Regions from separate parts of the Homo sapiens genome. Here region 2 is linked to region 1. A link is a loop called in an ENCODE intact Hi-C map of the cell type or tissue named here. Cell type or tissue: heart right ventricle. All regions are shown on one strand.

What was found. Hi-C counts contacts between places; a loop is a spot of excess contacts. Peaks named below come from ENCODE experiments on the same cell type or tissue, not always from the same donor. Only the 100,000 strongest peaks of a DNase experiment are listed, where the experiment ranks them.
Region 2: it touches region 1 in a loop (2.6-fold over the local background); 9 of 110 quality-filtered maps call a loop at or near these places.

Annotation. Positions count from the first base shown.
Region 1 is chr14:66,396,778-66,404,777 of GRCh38, reverse strand. No RefSeq gene overlaps it. Among named protein-coding and RNA genes, the nearest start is that of CCDC196, 86 kb to the left of the region's middle. In heart right ventricle, CTCF peaks have their summits at 1,387 (motif pointing right), 3,130 (motif pointing left) and 6,110; no DNase peak of the experiment used is centred here.
Region 2 is chr14:66,484,273-66,492,272 of GRCh38, reverse strand. It overlaps CCDC196 (coiled-coil domain containing 196), which reads right to left and starts at 5,902. Exons shown (of 10, transcript NM_001351576.1): 1 at 5,721-5,902; 2 at 5,464-5,616; 3 at 4,017-4,113; 4 at 3,236-3,286; 5 at 1,454-1,531; 6 at 1,169-1,252; 7 at 588-647; 8 at 79-220. The coding sequence starts at 5,770. In heart right ventricle, no CTCF peak of the experiment used is centred here; no DNase peak of the experiment used is centred here; H3K27ac peaks cover 434 bases.

The DNA.
Region 1 (8,000 bases):
CAGCAGTGGTTCTCAAAAGTGACTGTGTATATGAGTTACTGGAGAGTTTTTTACACACAGACTGCTGGGTCCTATCCCCAGAGAGTCTGATTCAGGAGACTAAAGTGGGGACTGAGAATGTACATTTCAAATTAAGTTCCCAGGTGATATTGATGCTGCTGGTCCTGTGACCACACTTGGAGAACCTCTGCCCTAGACTATTGGATCTTGCAGGAAATTGACAAATCGCTTAACTGATTAAAAACAAACCAGAGGTTCAAAGAGGAGGTGGTGGATCAACCAAGATCACTTTTGCTACTGGTGGTGGGCTCAAACCCAGGCTTCCTGAATTGAACACCAAAGCTTTCTCCACTACAAAATGCTCTTCAAGCTGTGCTCTTTAAAAATTCTCCAAAAGACACCAGATGGCTGCCAACAGGGGTGGTCCTACCAAGTGAATGCCAAGTTGCTAAATCCAACCCTGATAGCAACAGCTTTGAATATGAAGCCAGAGACAGTTTGCAAAAGCCTTTGTGTTCTTCGCAGCGTTGTCTCTCATCTTTCTAAATACTGTAGATAGAAAAGGAAGCACGTTGAGGAGGAGCAGACACAGCTAAGCAGGGCTCCAACACATTTCCAAAGGGGCATGCCTCCAGTGCCATGCTGCTAAGCTAGGGCTGCTAGTGGGAAGCCCCATTGACTTTGGATGCAAACCACAAAGCAGTCTCCTCTGCCACCACTGACTACTCCCTGCCTGCAGCCCCTGTATGTGCTGAGATGGCTTCAGAGATAAATTTAAAACTTAAAAAAATGCATTCTTTCTACTTTTGCTTGAATATGGGCTTCATCAGCCATCAAGGCTAATTGTAAGCTGCAGGATGCAAAAAGAATTAAAGTTAGCCAAACAACATTTGATTAACAAGACCTGGTGAAAGCAAAGCTAGGGAGAGTATGGAGTTTGTTTTTGGTTACCCCGGTCTCTTTGACCCTCTCATATTTCTCCAAGGTCCTCCACTTTGCCCTGCCCTTCTTGATTTCTATTCCTGTAAGATCTTTTTCATTTACCTTCAGCTAAAATCTGCTGAGGTATGAGATGAAAGAGATCTAAGGGCATGTTCGCCCATGGGCCTTTCAATTTTGATAAAAGACATTGGAAGAGTTAAAATCCCCTGATGCTCGGGAAAAATATGAAGCTCTGATGATGAAATTTTGGGTGTCATGGGGGCTGGAGTGAGAATCACAAATCAGGACCTTCCCTGGAATTCTTTATATTGAACCTCATAGGTGTCCAGCTAAGGTGAAAGCTTACCTTGTGTATTAGCAATACCAACAGAGGCTAATGCCTTATGAACCATCACTTATGTCTGCAGTACTTCTCACAAAAACTTTGTGTCCACTAGATGGCATTCAGATAGAGCTGGTGGATGAAGTCTTGGTTCTGTAACCTACCGAGGTTAAAAAAAAATCGTCCAGGGAGTACTTCCTTCCTGCCAGGGTTTTAGCTTTGTTCCTAATATCTCCGCCTCAGGATGTGTACTATACGTTTGTGCCTGCTACTGAGTGCAGAAATACGTGTCATCTTACTTGCATATGGCACTTTATAGTTTTCAATGTACCTCACATGTATTACTCCTTTTTGAGCTCACTTCTCAGATTTGTAGAAATTATCATTTCCATTTTACCTCTGAGGAAACAGAGGTTCAAATACATCAGCTAGGAAGTAGCAGAACTAGAACTTGAATCTAAACCTTTTGGTTCTCATTCTAAATAGACCATATTTCATCCCAAAACGGGAAATCAGGGGTGTATCATAGAAGAGACAGAGAGGTGCTGGCTGACTGAGAGGGCAGGAAAACCCTTAGAGGACTACCTGGAATTGGAAAGTGAGTCTGGTCAGCATATGAAAATATAGAAAAGGGGAACATTCTGGGAGCACCCTTCCCTCTGGTGATACCAGTGGATGCTATGATTTCCGTGCCTTAGGTCCAGAGCAGTGGGGCAGACAACAACATAGTATAGCCTGTGACTTTCAGGAAGTCAGGAGATTAGGAAACCGCAGGTTGGGCTGCAGAGAAGAAACATGGTGCTTTACATGGAGCAGAGGATTTGCCAGCTACCTCTGAGATTCCACTCGTGCAGTCAAGACAAGTCCTGAGATGAGACTGCTTCAAAATCACATTTCAGCTGGGAATGCAAAAATGACTGTGGGTACATAGAAGGGCTTGTGCTGACCGACATCTCCCAGGAATTATCTGCATGTTGTCTACTTATTTAATGCATTATATAAATGTTATAGAGTGTTGTATTTCATTAATACTGTCTTGTTGTAGAATACTTGTCCTGTATTCCAGATGTTCCCAGGGATAGTGGGAGAAGGGTTTATATGAACCAGCAATATTCCATGCATTTAGTTACTCCTGGGAAATTAATATAGCAATAGCAGTGACTAAGGAATTAAGAGAAGGAAGGTGGTAGATTAGCAGACACAAAGGTACTAAGATGGAAATGAGTTTATCTGCAGGGAAGAATACAAACCCCTGCCTTGTCAAAGTGGAGAATCTGGGAACAATTGAAAGTAAGCTTGGACAGGTAATTTGAGACTGCATTATTGGGCCTGGTGTGCCACACTGCAGAGGACTGCCTTGATGATGGCATTTGGACATCATTAAAGGTTTTTAGTGTGATGCTAGGAGGGTTATTCCAGCAATACACAAGATGGCTAGGAGTGGGAAGAGCCTGGGGACAGGGAGAAAAGACCTACAGATACTGGATTAATTTTCATATGAGGTAATAAAGGGCTGACTTCGTGTGGAAATGGAAATGAAGGACAGATATGAAAGATACTAAGATGAGTCAATGAGAAAGTCAGTTGTTTATTGAACATGTTGTCCCCACTGGGTTTTCCTGTTATTCTTTTAACCTCACATTCTTGCTGCTTGTTTTCTCAATGTGGTCCCCTGTTGTCTTAATAGAGCAGTGGAGCTCTGCTCATTAAAATTATGCAGCACAAGTATCACTCATTTTAAGTAACTGATTTTATAGCACTTCAAACCTGCCAAGTTGATAAATTAGGCACTGTACTATTTTACACAATCTGGAGTCTCAGATTTAGGGAATTTTGAAAATTGGCAAATCCTGTGGCAAATGGCAGCACCTGCTGGCAAATATGATATTACAGGCTAACTCAAGTAGACAGTGCAATGGCCCAGAAGAAGATGAACAAAGAGAACAAAGCTGGCAGGAGCTGGAAGGCTTGAGGAGGGGAATCCATAGGCTTGGAAGAAATTAATATATTCTGGGAAAAGCAGTGATGGCAAAATAATTTGGGAAAATCAATTCAGAGAAATTTTTAAAAACTAATATGTGCCTATCACTATGCTAGGTGCTCTGAACAATATAAATGTGTTATCAGACAAGGTTCCTGACCTCATAGGCAATCATACGTTTAGAATGATACATTCTACAAATTGAAATGTTGCAAAAAGTTCTTTTAGGATAACATTACAAACCAGCATTTCAAAAGTCTGACTTCCCTCCCCAAACCTTCTGCAAAAATAATTTTGTATTTAATGCATTTGAGAATTATTTTCTTCAGAATTGTTTTCCCTGTGAAAATAATTTTTAATATGCTGAAACTTGGTGTATGTGAAGCAGAGGGTAGGAGAGCATGGAATTCACTTTTTAGCCCTTACTAAAATTCATTCATTCTGTAAAGTTAGGTTTTCCAGACTATCTGGTTCAAGGAAGATGACAAAAGTCTTTGTAAGGTCTGGTCATAGATTTTCAGGGAGACTGATGTGCAAGAAACCTCCATAGCTTCTTGATCATTTATATTTCACCTTTTTCCCCAGAAAGAATTTAAGACAACTTTAAGGCAGACATGGACAGCAAACGGTAATAACTAACCATGTGCAAAACTTTATAGTGGCTACAGGAAGGGATAAAATGAGACAGGAGATGTAGTAACTACCCTTAAAGAATCTGATTGGGAAGACGGGAGTAGATATAAAAAGTTAATGAATAATACAAGATTATCTATAAAGAACACAGTTTCTGGAGCTGAGTGACTGGGTCAAAATCCTGGCTTTGCAGTTCTCCAGCTGGGTAACCTTGGGAAAGTTACATAAACTTTCAATCCTTATTTGTAAAAGGGGGATAATAATAGTATCTGCCTCACAGGGTTGCTGTGAGTTTTAAATAGGTTAATATATGAAAGTAGTATACAGAGCATAGAGTATAGTAAGCACTATAGATATTAGCTGCTATTATTATGAAAACTGGTAAATGAGTGGCACATTCAGCAATTTCTGCAGGAGTCAGCTGTAAATTCTTTTGGGAAATACTAAGATAAATAAAGCAATAGTGTTTAGAAGAAAAGAACAGAGAAGATGAACTTGGGAGGTTTACTGGGAGGGTGGTGGTCATTCGTGTAAGCTGAATTTTTGAAAAGAAGAAGGATTTACATAAGAGAAGAGACAGGGAGAATGGCCTGAATCATAGTGCAGAGACAGAAGTGCATGTAGCCTGTTCTAGGGACAGGAGGAGAGGCTGGTCTGCTTCAAGCAGTGTCAGTATAGGGGGAAGTATTATAGTTGAGGCCCTTTACTAGGATGATCCTGGAAGCCTTTAAATATCAGGGTAAGTCAAAACTTTACTCTGAAGACATGGGAACCACAGATAAGGTTTGAATGGGATAGTGTGGCACATTAGGAAAGTTAATTTGTGCTATACAGGTGAAGTATGCCAGGAGACTGGTTAAGGGTCAAGTAAGTATAGGACCAGAAGTGCAACTGTGAGAGTCCGGACAAGGGGAAAGGCAGGTGGAAAGATGATGAGATGGACCTTACTGAGGAAGACCTGATGACCCTGAATGTAGAGGCCAAGGGAAAGGGTAGGAAGATCCTACTGTTTGAAGCTGGAGACATTGGAATAATTGAGATATAATCAAGTGAGCTAAGGAGCATGTGGCTGGGGATGCCACAGATGATGTTTTGTTCTATACATGTTGATAGAATATTGAGATAATAGAAAAAAATGAACATTTATAATGTCTGGGGCAGTTTCTAGCAAGAGTCTCAGACAAATGTCCTTAGCAGTTCTAGGGTGGAGGGGCCCCTTGAGTATGGAGTCCATCCCTTGGCAAAAATCCAAATAATTTCCCCAACTTTTCATTTTTGTATATGTAATGTTATTATAGGACTGCTGATTTCACTGCTGTTAGTCTGAGTCTGGGTCGTGTTTGAGCTCCTCAAAAAGCACCTGAGCAATGTACAGTTTTTATCATCAATAGTACTAAGTCTGGCCCATCCATCCTGGCTTATTCACATTCAGTCTTTTGTGCTGACTTTCTGCCTGAGGACCCCAATGTCTCACCTTCCAATTTCGCATTAATGTTAATGATGACCGCTAAAGCAGAAAATCAGATCAGCATGCAAAGACATAGATCTGTTCCCTGAAGAGTTGCTGGTTTACCCAAAAGTGAAAGTCTTGGTGTGTTTTTATCCTTCAGGTAAAGTCTGGTAAATGATGAGAAGCACCCCTTTCCTCAAGTGAAAGGTTGATGCCGTTAGAAATGGTTCGCTCTTTGCAACCTCATTTAGCAGCACACTCAAAAGTGGTTCATTAAGCCGTAAGCAGCTGTGTAGTGGCACCAGAGACTTCTGCAGGCATTGGGCTGAGATGGTGGCTTCACTGTTTAACTTCTGAGTCTGGGGCCATTTAGAACTCAGTAGGAAGAACAGACAGAGTAGCAAGTGCAATGAAATTGAACATGGCCAGATTTACCCTAACATTGAATTAAGGCTATAGACACTGAAATCCAGAAATAGCAATAACCTTACATATAAAACAAGAAGGGGTAAATTTTGCAAGGGCTCATTTGTTTACCCATTTCAAGGTTTGAGTGGTCAGATGTAATAGGGTTACAAAGGAATATAGAAATAAAAATCCTAATCTATAGCTTGCCCCCTGCCATATTGCAGCTAAATGCATTTCTGTATGTCTTAGGTTTTTACCTAATATTTTTTTCCTATGTGGTGTTGTGGATGAGTTTAAAATTATATTCACCTTATGGAATTTCTCCAGTGTGCAATCTATTCACCTGTTCTTCCACTTATAAGTCAGCAATGCCCCCCGTGGCAGTGAGCACAAATAGCTCAATATGCTTTGAGTCATACTTTCCATTTTTATAACTACTGCTTGTTTTAGAGTCTAATTTTAGGCTTGACTTATTTTTTCCTCTCTAAGTGTTATATTAATAAAATTCACAATGCCTTGACTGTAGCAAAGAGTCAAATATTCATTGAATGACTGTTTCATAATCATAGGAGACAGGAGAGAGCTCAGGAAGAAAACTCTTTATTGTCTTTGGTGATGCTATTGTGCAAACAGTATAGTCACAAGAGCAAGGCACATTTGTGTTCCAATTCTATGTGACATGTGCCTATCACTTACACTAGCTGTATCTCAGTTTCCTTATCTTCTAGACGGGAGAGCATGATCTTTATAGAATCATCATAAAGAATGCAGACATAACATATAAGAAGTGCCTAGCAGAATACCTAGTATATTAAAAAGGCCCTTAGAGAGTCTTTGTTGAAGAAATGAATAACTCCAAGGGAAAATTTCAGAAGACACAAACAATCTGCTATATACAGCAAAGTTTCTGAAGTGCCATGCTGATGATATATCTATCATGGTGCTAGATACATATTATAATCATCTCATTCCATATCCACTTTTTTTTAAATTTTTCCTGACACTTCATTTTGTTTTTTTTCTTTTTATTTATTTTATGTATTTATTTTATTTTATTATTATTATACTTTAAGTTTTAGGGTACAAGTGCACAATGTGCAGGTTTGTTACATATGTATACACGTGCCTTGTTGGTGTACTGCACCCATTAACTCATCATTTAGCATTAGGTATATCTCCTAATGCTATCCCTCCCCTCTCCCCCCACCCCACAACAGTCCCCGGAGTGTGATGTTCCCCTTCCTGTGTCCATGTGTTCTCGTTGTTCAATTCCCACCTATGAGTGAGAACATGCGGTGTTTGGTTTTTTGTCCTTGCGATAGTTTGCTGAGAATGATGATTTCCAGCTTCATCCACATCCCTACAAAGGACATGAACTCATCGTTTTTTATGGCTGCGTGGTATTCCATGGTGTATATGTGCCACATTTTCTTAATCCAGTCTATCGTTGTTGGACATTTGGGTTGGTTCCAAGTCTTTGCTATTGTGAATAGTGCCACAATAAACATACGTGTGCATGTGTCTTTATAGGAGCATGATTTATAGTCCTTTGGGTATATGCCCAGTAATGGGATGGCTGGGTCACATGGTATTTCTAGTTCTAAATCCCTGAGGAATCGCCACACTGACTTCCACTATGGTTGAACTAGTTTACAGTCCCACCAACAGTGTAAAAGTGTTCCTATTTCTCCACATCCTCTCCAGCACCTGTTGTTTCCTGACTTTTTAATGATTGCCATTCTAACTGGTGTGAGATGGTATCTCATTGTGGTTTTGATTTGCATTTCTCTGATGGCCAGTGATGATGAGCATTTTTTCATGTGTCTTTTGGCTGCATAAATGTCTTCTTTTGAGAAGTGTCTGTTCATATTCTTCACCCACTTTTTGATGGGGTTGTTTGTTTTTTCTTGTAAATTTGTTTGAATTGATTGTAGATTCTGGATATTAGCCCTTTGTCAGATGAGTAGGTTGCAAAAATTTTCTCCCATTTTGTAGGTTGCCTGTTCACTCTGATGGTAGTTTCTTTTGCTGTGCAGAAGCTCTTTAGTTTAATTAGATCCCATTTGTCAATTTTGGCTTTTGTTGCCATTGCTTTTGGTGTTTTAGACATGAAGTCCTTGCCCATGCCTATGTCCTGCATGGTATTGCCTAGGTTTTCTTCCAGGGGTTTTATGGTTTTAGGTCTAACATGTAAGTCTTTAATCCATCTTGAATTAATTTTTGTATAAGGTGTAAGGAAGGGATCCAGTTTCAGCTTTCTCCAT
Region 2 (8,000 bases), 87 kb before region 1:
CACTTTACAAGTAAAGGTCTCCAATATAAAATAAACAAAACAAAACCTCAAACTGTGTACCTGGGATATTCTACCTACCTTGGGACCCAGGAAGATTTAAAAATGCTTGCATTGGCTCAAAATTCTGCTGCAAATACAGTGATAATTTCAGGTCATTGGCCTTCTGGTAGTTCTTCAAGGCTTCAATTCTCAGCTCAATCACTTTGCCATGAAAATCATTCTGAAAGAGAATATTTTCCAAAACTACACATATAGGATTGGCTTCTCTGAATCCATTGTTACCTGAATCCTCTTTACCCAGAAGTTAAAAAGTAATTCCATCATGCTCAGTCTTTAAAAGTTGGGTAGAAAGTATTTGTGATTTTTCCCCATTTAGAATAGAACGAAATCAAGAATATAGGAAGAAATACCATTTATTCCAAGTTCAGAGATAGGTCCCTTCAGCTATCTTTCTATGATACATTTGTTTTAGCAGGGCAATCGGTAATCTAGGATGTGGGGACTGGGCTTCACAATATGCAGCTAAAAGCCTTTGTATTATATGAATGAAATTGCATCCTATATCCAGCCTTGGAAGATCTTAGTACCTGAAGGATGTTATTTTGTTCCTGATACTTGACCCATTCCATTTTCCTCTGTTGCTTTTCCTGGTGGAAGAAAGAGCCTCTGGGTGACAAAGTAAATTGAGATCAGCAATCAGTTTTCTCAATATGCTGCAAAAGCCTTATAGCAAAATTATAGTGTCGCAGATTTACTATTAAATTGACTTTAACTGCACAATTCTCTTAATTGGCCTCAACTGTACAAGCCATCCTCTAAAAGCTAATGAATAGGGTTATTTTATGTTGGTGAGTTGGTTATGGGAAGATGAGATACCAGCATACTACCACTGAATACATTTTCAAAGACAAATGAACGGAAGTTCTGACATCATTTAGCTGTTGCAGAGTTATCATTGTTGGTATAGCTTCTCTCACTTTTTCGTAATATGATTTCCCAGAAACTTGTGATATCACTCTAACTCAAATATAGTAACACAAGGGAACCAAATCTATAAAAATTGGCATTGGTCCAAGAGCACACCATACCTTAGGCAAATTACTACAACATTAAAGATTTCTAGTTTACTAGCTCTAAAAGCCACTGCCATTCAGAATGGCTGTACTACCTTCCTTATCTCCTTCACTTTCTCTGCAAATGATTTCTCCAGTTCACTCTCAGTCTTCCTAGGTGATGAGGGGGATTTGGGAGCCTGGGATGAAAGAAGAGAGCTAAAGGAATAAGAGGTCCTAGGAAAGAAGTGCAATGTCTCAGCAGGCCATAAATCTAATAAACCCTAAAAACCCAGATCCTACCTATCTGCCTACCCAAATTAGCCCTGATTGTCAGCAGGCTGTTTCCAGCTGTGTGACATCGACAATCTTGAAATTTTAAGTACATGCAGTCCACTTGCCTTTCCATCCTGCAAGTCTGCCTTGTTTTTTGTCTGTGGTGCTTTTTGTTGATCACTAAGTTCTTCTGCCTCGAATGTCTGTGGAAAGACATTTTGGCAAAGCTTTAAAGTAGTGGAAATTAAAGAGGGAAGTGGAAAACCAATATGGGTCAAGGTTTTGGTTCCTGCCAGTCAGCAGCTTCTCAGGGCCTGGCATGAAAAGTGTACTACCAAAGGGAGTTGAGAATGTAATGAGCCCTTCCTTTCATTCAGTCCCTTGAGTGTACCTTATAGGAATGAAAACTATTAGCTGGACCCTTAGCCAGTCACTACTCTAAGCTACTTACTGCATTACTCTGCTTATTTTCCTTACTGTACTGTATTGCAGACATTCTCATTTAATCCTCACAATTCTTTGAGGACCATTTTTATTTCCATATTATAGATGAGAAACCTGAGACTTGGAGAGGTTATTTGTTTAGGGTTACACAACTAGGAAAGTACAGAGTTGGAATTTGAACCAGATCTTTCTGATTCTGAAGCCTGTGTTCTTGACCACTAGGCATGCTGTTCTTCTAAAATATGAGTAGGGAAAGTTGATCACAGGTTAAGTGTATAGATGTCCCTTTTGAGAGCTCTGTAGAAGCTGGATTTAGATAGAGGAATTGTGCTGGCACATTTCCTATTACGAGGACTCAAGAACCCAGGAACTAAAACTTCTGGAAATTCATAGAACTAATTTGTAACTGCCCACGAGAACCTGGAGCAGATCTCAATACAAGATGCAGGGCTTGAAGGTATTCTGATTATTTGTGGAAAAGTCAGATGAAAAAAAAAGACAGAGATCACACTATATATCTGTTTATATCACAAGACACAGTCTACTCTTCTAGTTGCATAGTCTGTAAAGAAGCACTTGGGTCCCAAGGGATTAGTCTTGGACAAAGTCTCGGACAAGGGACAAAGGAATTCCCTGTCCCCTTCCCCCTACTCCCTGGCTCTGGTTTCCCAGCAAAAGGCCCTAATATTGTTATCTTAAACAATGTGGTGATTGCTGTAAAATTATAAGGGTATTGGAATTAGGTATTCATTTGTTTATTCATCCAACTTACATGTATTGATTCTCTACTATGTTCCAAGCATTGTGCTAGGAGCTATAGATTTGGACAAAGCAATCAAGATATTGAAGGAGCTTGAGAAGATACAGGAGGAGGCAGGGAAACAAGAAACAATTTAAAAAGTAATAATAATACAATAATAATAATTTTATATTATAAACAGTGCTATTGAGCACATAAGCAGAGTTATATAATAGAAAAGGGGAGGAGGATGCCCTACTTTAGATGGAGCAAACAAGGATGGCTTCTCTAAGGAGATGACATTTAAGCTGAGACCTGAAGGATGAGAATGAGCCAACCATGAGAAAATAGCATTACAGGCAGTGGAGAAGGCAAGAGCAAAGTCCTTGAGATAGGAAAAAGCTTGGCATGTTTGAGAAACCACAAGAAGCCAGTGGCATGGTTGCATAGAAAGCAAGGGAAGGACATCTATGAGAGGAAACTGGAGAATAGGCAAGAGCCAGATTATGCCACAATTAGTGGCTGTAAAGGTTTTTCATAAGAAGAGTAACATGCTTTGATTGTTTTAAAAAGATCACCTTGGCTGCTGTGTAGAGAATGGATTGGAATGAGGCATGGGTGGAAGCAAGGACATGAAACAATGAGGATGGGGGCCAGAGGAAAGGGAGGTTCTTTGCGTTGTGATCTGTAGGACAATACTTTCAATAGATCCTTAGAGGCACACCTTGTTCCATAGCATCTCCATTTCCTTCCGAAGCATCTTGTTTTTCCTTTCCTGTTGGAGGGGGAAGAACCAAACAAACAGAAGCATGTATTTGTCCAGCCATTGAAGTGGGTTTGGAAGAAGTTACTAAGTAATAGTGGAAAAAGGGTCCAGGGACATAGTAAACCACAGAGGAAGGCAATGAATGGGTCTAATCCCAAATCCAGGAGCATAAGAGATGTTTGATGATGATGATGGTAAAAAAAAAACCAAGTTATTGTTTTAAGTAATAACTTTAATTATAATAATTGTGAGACAGTATCTATAGAAATGAGTTCCTAACACTTAAGATGCTCTTATGTGGCCATTTCTTGGGGGCTTAGACCACTAATTTTTAATTTTTAAGATCCTTTACATTGCTGATTGAAAGAAAATCTTGTAAGAATCCTGCAGAGCAAACTATTTCTTTTCTTTTACTTTGATAGGTATTTTCTATTCTTTATAGCAAATATTTTACTATTCTTTCTGAAATGTGAAGAGTTAATATGGTTATATTCATTAATTCCCTAGATAAAAAGTTTTTAAAAGTCAAAGAATAGAATTTTTGCTTGCTAGTCGTGTTCTTCCCAACATTCCATCTGACTCCTTTTGGGTCACCCTGGACTTTCTAGATCAAGGAGATATGAGTGTTGGAGCATCAGATGCTAGAGATGAGTACTCTGTCTTTCTCTCCACATCTGACACTGCAATGGAATTGAGCCCTATTCAGGAGGCTGTTCCTGGAGTCCCTCCTACTTCTTACCAAGTTCTGTTTCATCTCCTCTGCTTCCTTAAGGAGCTCCATGACCGAGGATTCCTCACACCCCTTCCCTGCCATGATCTGTCTCATGATCTGAAGACTAGAAGAAAGAGAGGCATCATAAAACATACATACCTCCTTAAGGGTAATACTGATGTTCTGCAACTAGTCAGAAAGTACTCTACCATGAAAGTTAGATGGCGACTGAAATATCAGGAGTTATGGAAGCCCTTCTGGTCATAGAAGATCTCTGTAACTAAGATGTTTCCATTTCTAATTGACATTTGCCTATCTATGTGCTCTAGAATGAATTCTGTGCTCTTTAATGCTTAAAACTTAGGTCTCCAACAGCCAGGGAGAGTCCTTTCCACCCCCTCAGAAGAATGTTGCAGTGTGTGACTTTTGGGAGAAGAAGGGGTAATTCTGCCCCCTTTATAAGAAGAGGTTGAAGAACCTGCTATCTTCTAGGATAAATCCCAGAGTTATTTCCTAACCCATCTCTGTCCTCTGTCCACTTTCTCCCACTTCCTTGCTTCTTCCTATGAGGACATTTGAGTCTATTGGGGAAGTCACTGATATCCTTTCATAGCCCCAGAGAATGCAAGCCATTAAGAAGTTCTAACAAAATCTAAATCAAAATCAAGTCCTTGTGAGAGAGGATATTCCTTAAAGGCATAAATTATTTTATATTTGTGTTCTTGTACTTTTTTCTCCCCAGTTCTAAGCGAAGAACACAATTCTAAGACTTTGTGTTTTCTTGCTCTGAGAGAAGTCTATTTTGCTGAGTTGTAAGCAGCTGGTGCTTGTTGCTGAGTTGTAAGCAGCTGGTGCTTGACCACAACTTTCTGCCTGCGTTTTGTTCTCCAAAAATATGAGTCCTTTGAGATGCTTATGATAAGGGTATAGAATAAAGATAGACTCACTGAGGAGAGAGGTTCTGAGACTAGAAAGGAAACAGAGTTTGTGGGTCCCAAGTACAGTGAGTGCTCTGGTAAAGAGTTAAGACTTCAGCTGCCTAGTATATTTAGAGAGGCTGTGCCCTAATTCAGAGGGCTCCTAGGCTTAGAAAATACTGCCATTCCACTGCTTGGCATAGAAAGAGCAGAGTTATTTATTCTAAAGTGATCATGCATAAGAAAGCATCTGTGTGACCGTGGTAAACTAATGCTATTAAAAGCGTTTCACTATTTCTTGGGTGGGCAGCCTGGGGAGGAAGAGTTATAACTAGCCCCACGAAATGAGGGCTGAGTCATATTTAATTTACTAAAAGAAAATAAAGGATTTGTTGTCACCCTGACTTGGTAGTTACAAATTGTTTGCCTGCTACAGCTGAATGTCCAAACCTTTAGTAATTAACAAAAAAAAAAATTGTAAGTAATTATTGCCAGTCCTTTGGAGATCAAGTTCTCCAGCCTTTTTACCTCTAGGAATCCAGAGTAAGAGCCCGTACCTCCTTTGTTTTTCCTCCAAGTTAGACATTAACTTTTGAAATAAGAGGTTGTTTTTATCTTCTAGAGGTTTGAGCATCTCTAGCAGTTCCTGCTTCCTTAGCTTTAAGTCCTCATTCAATTCCTTCAAGTAGTTGTCATCTATTTTAGAACTTCTGTGGGAAGAGGCACAATAATATCTGCCTTTAGCCTGGGTTGAGAGAGAGAGAGAGAGAGAGAGACCCTCTTTTCTATTCAGCATTTTCCATCAAAGACTCACCTTATTTCTGAGGGCAGGTAAGATCCTGAAGAGTTTGCACCACTTGTCATCTTGAAGGGTAACTTCTAAGAATAAAGAGGCCTTCCTGAAAATATGTGCCTTTTTTTCTATCCAGTTAAGTCATTATTTTTGTGCTGCTGTTCTTGAAACTCCTGCTGCAGTGGACTGATCTTAGCTACAGCGAGGTCACAATGGCCCTAATACCACATAATCAACAGGTCTTTAAAGTAATTTCAACATCAATGGCAGTTTGTTGACTGGAAATACTAACTACATCTGATCAGTTCTTGCCTTAGATCTAGCCAAATGACAAAGTTTTATTCTGAAGTCTTTGAATGAATAGGATGGAATCACATCATATCTACTTTTGTGTTAGAAAATGTTGGACTGTCAAAAACGACTCATCAACACCTTCTTTCATGGCAACAAACCTCTGTGAAATGCCACTATCTGTAGAGCACAGTGACAGAGTCTGCAAATGAAGAAAAGATAAAGACACAGCATATACCTTTTGGGGGCCTCAAGAGGAAGAAGGAATACTTCTAAGAGACTTTTTTTTAAAAGAGATCAAACTGGCAAATACAGGGTATGGATATAATAGAATAATATAATATATAAGCCACTGTCATTATTTTTCAATCTTTAAAATTTGATATTATCATAATGGCAGGTAAAAGAATATTGGACATGTAGGAAGAGGATTTAATTTGTGAAAGATCCATATCGTCAGTATGTCCTTCCATAACCACACTCTTCCCTGAAAGATTGTGTAATAATTCTAGCCTCCCTTCAGGATTTTCTGGTTCTGCTTCTATTTTCTTTTTTATTACATTTCTTTTACTACATTTCTTTTGGACCTTAAGATCTCTTGTCTTCATCTATGTCACTTATTGGAAGGTAACCCAGTTATACATTTGTTTTTTTTTCATGCCTTTTAAACACAGTTTTAGAGAAGTATTTTTAGTGAAGGTCTCAAAGTGAGTTAAGTCATGTCAATGTCAAGTACTAACTGAACACTTCCAGCCATTTTCTAGGGGTGTTCTCCAAAGTAACTTAACCCCTTTATGTTGTGGGAAACATTAAAGGGAGAGTATTATAATGGAAATAACACAAGATTTAGTTTGTCAGACTTTGGTTTGGATCTCAGCTTCACTGTGCATAGTGAGCTGCTTGTGAGCAAGTTACTAAATTTTCTGAGTCTCAGTTTCTGCTTTTGTAAAAGTGAGAAAGGTAATATCGACCTGATAGGTTCGTTGTGAGTATGAAATGTATTATGTACAGAGCTTGGTTCATGTTAGATGTTCCCATTTTAGTGAGTTTGTGTTTATTTGGTTTGGGTTTTAGGATTGCTTAATGCCTCAGTTAAGTGGTCAGATACAGAAAGGGTGATTTATATGAGGCTAATGAAACTTAAACTTTAGAGCCCTTTATTTTCACAGACCTCTTCCAAAGGCCCTGAACCTCATTTTGTATTCGTAATTTTGTATTCTTTTTTGGAAAGACAGACCACTCCAAATTATGTGTTTTAGGGGCCCACAAAACAAAGATCTGCTTCTGGTTAAATAGGATACATAGCTCTCCTAAGTATCCTCTACATCAAAACTTCTTTGGTAGTCTCTACACATACTTCTCTTTTTTTTGAGGCAGAGTGTTGCTCTGTTGCCCAGGCTGGAGTGCAGTGGCACAGTCTCAGCTCACTGCAACCTCCACCTCCCGAGTTTAAGCGATTCTCGTGCCTCAGCCTCCTGAGTAGCTGGGATTACAGGTGTGCACCATCACACCCAGCTAATTTTTGTATTTTTAATAGAAATGGGGTTTCACCTTCTTAGCCAGGCTAGTCTCAAACTCCTGACCTCAAATGATCCACCTGCCTTAGCCTCCCAAAATGCTTGGATTACAAGTGTGAGCCACCATGCCTGGCCTACAAATACCTTTACAACATATATATGTCACTTGTAAGTTTTGGATGATACCTGGTGTAATATGATGTTAAATTAGGACAGCCATATCAAATCATATATAATTCACATTGGTTGCCCTAGGAATTTCCATGAAAAGTTTGGATTGAATGAGGGTGAGAAAACGCCTCACAGTTAAAAAAAAGAAACTGGTTGGATGAATTATCATTAGTAGCATCTTTGACTGCATATGTGACAGGTGGTAGCAAATAGTAGAGGACAAAAATGGCATTGATCGCTAAAGTATTGCCTCTCTAAATTTCATGTTGTGATACTTGGTTGGCAGAACTATGATAGAATTTTGAAACATTTAATGGGCAGT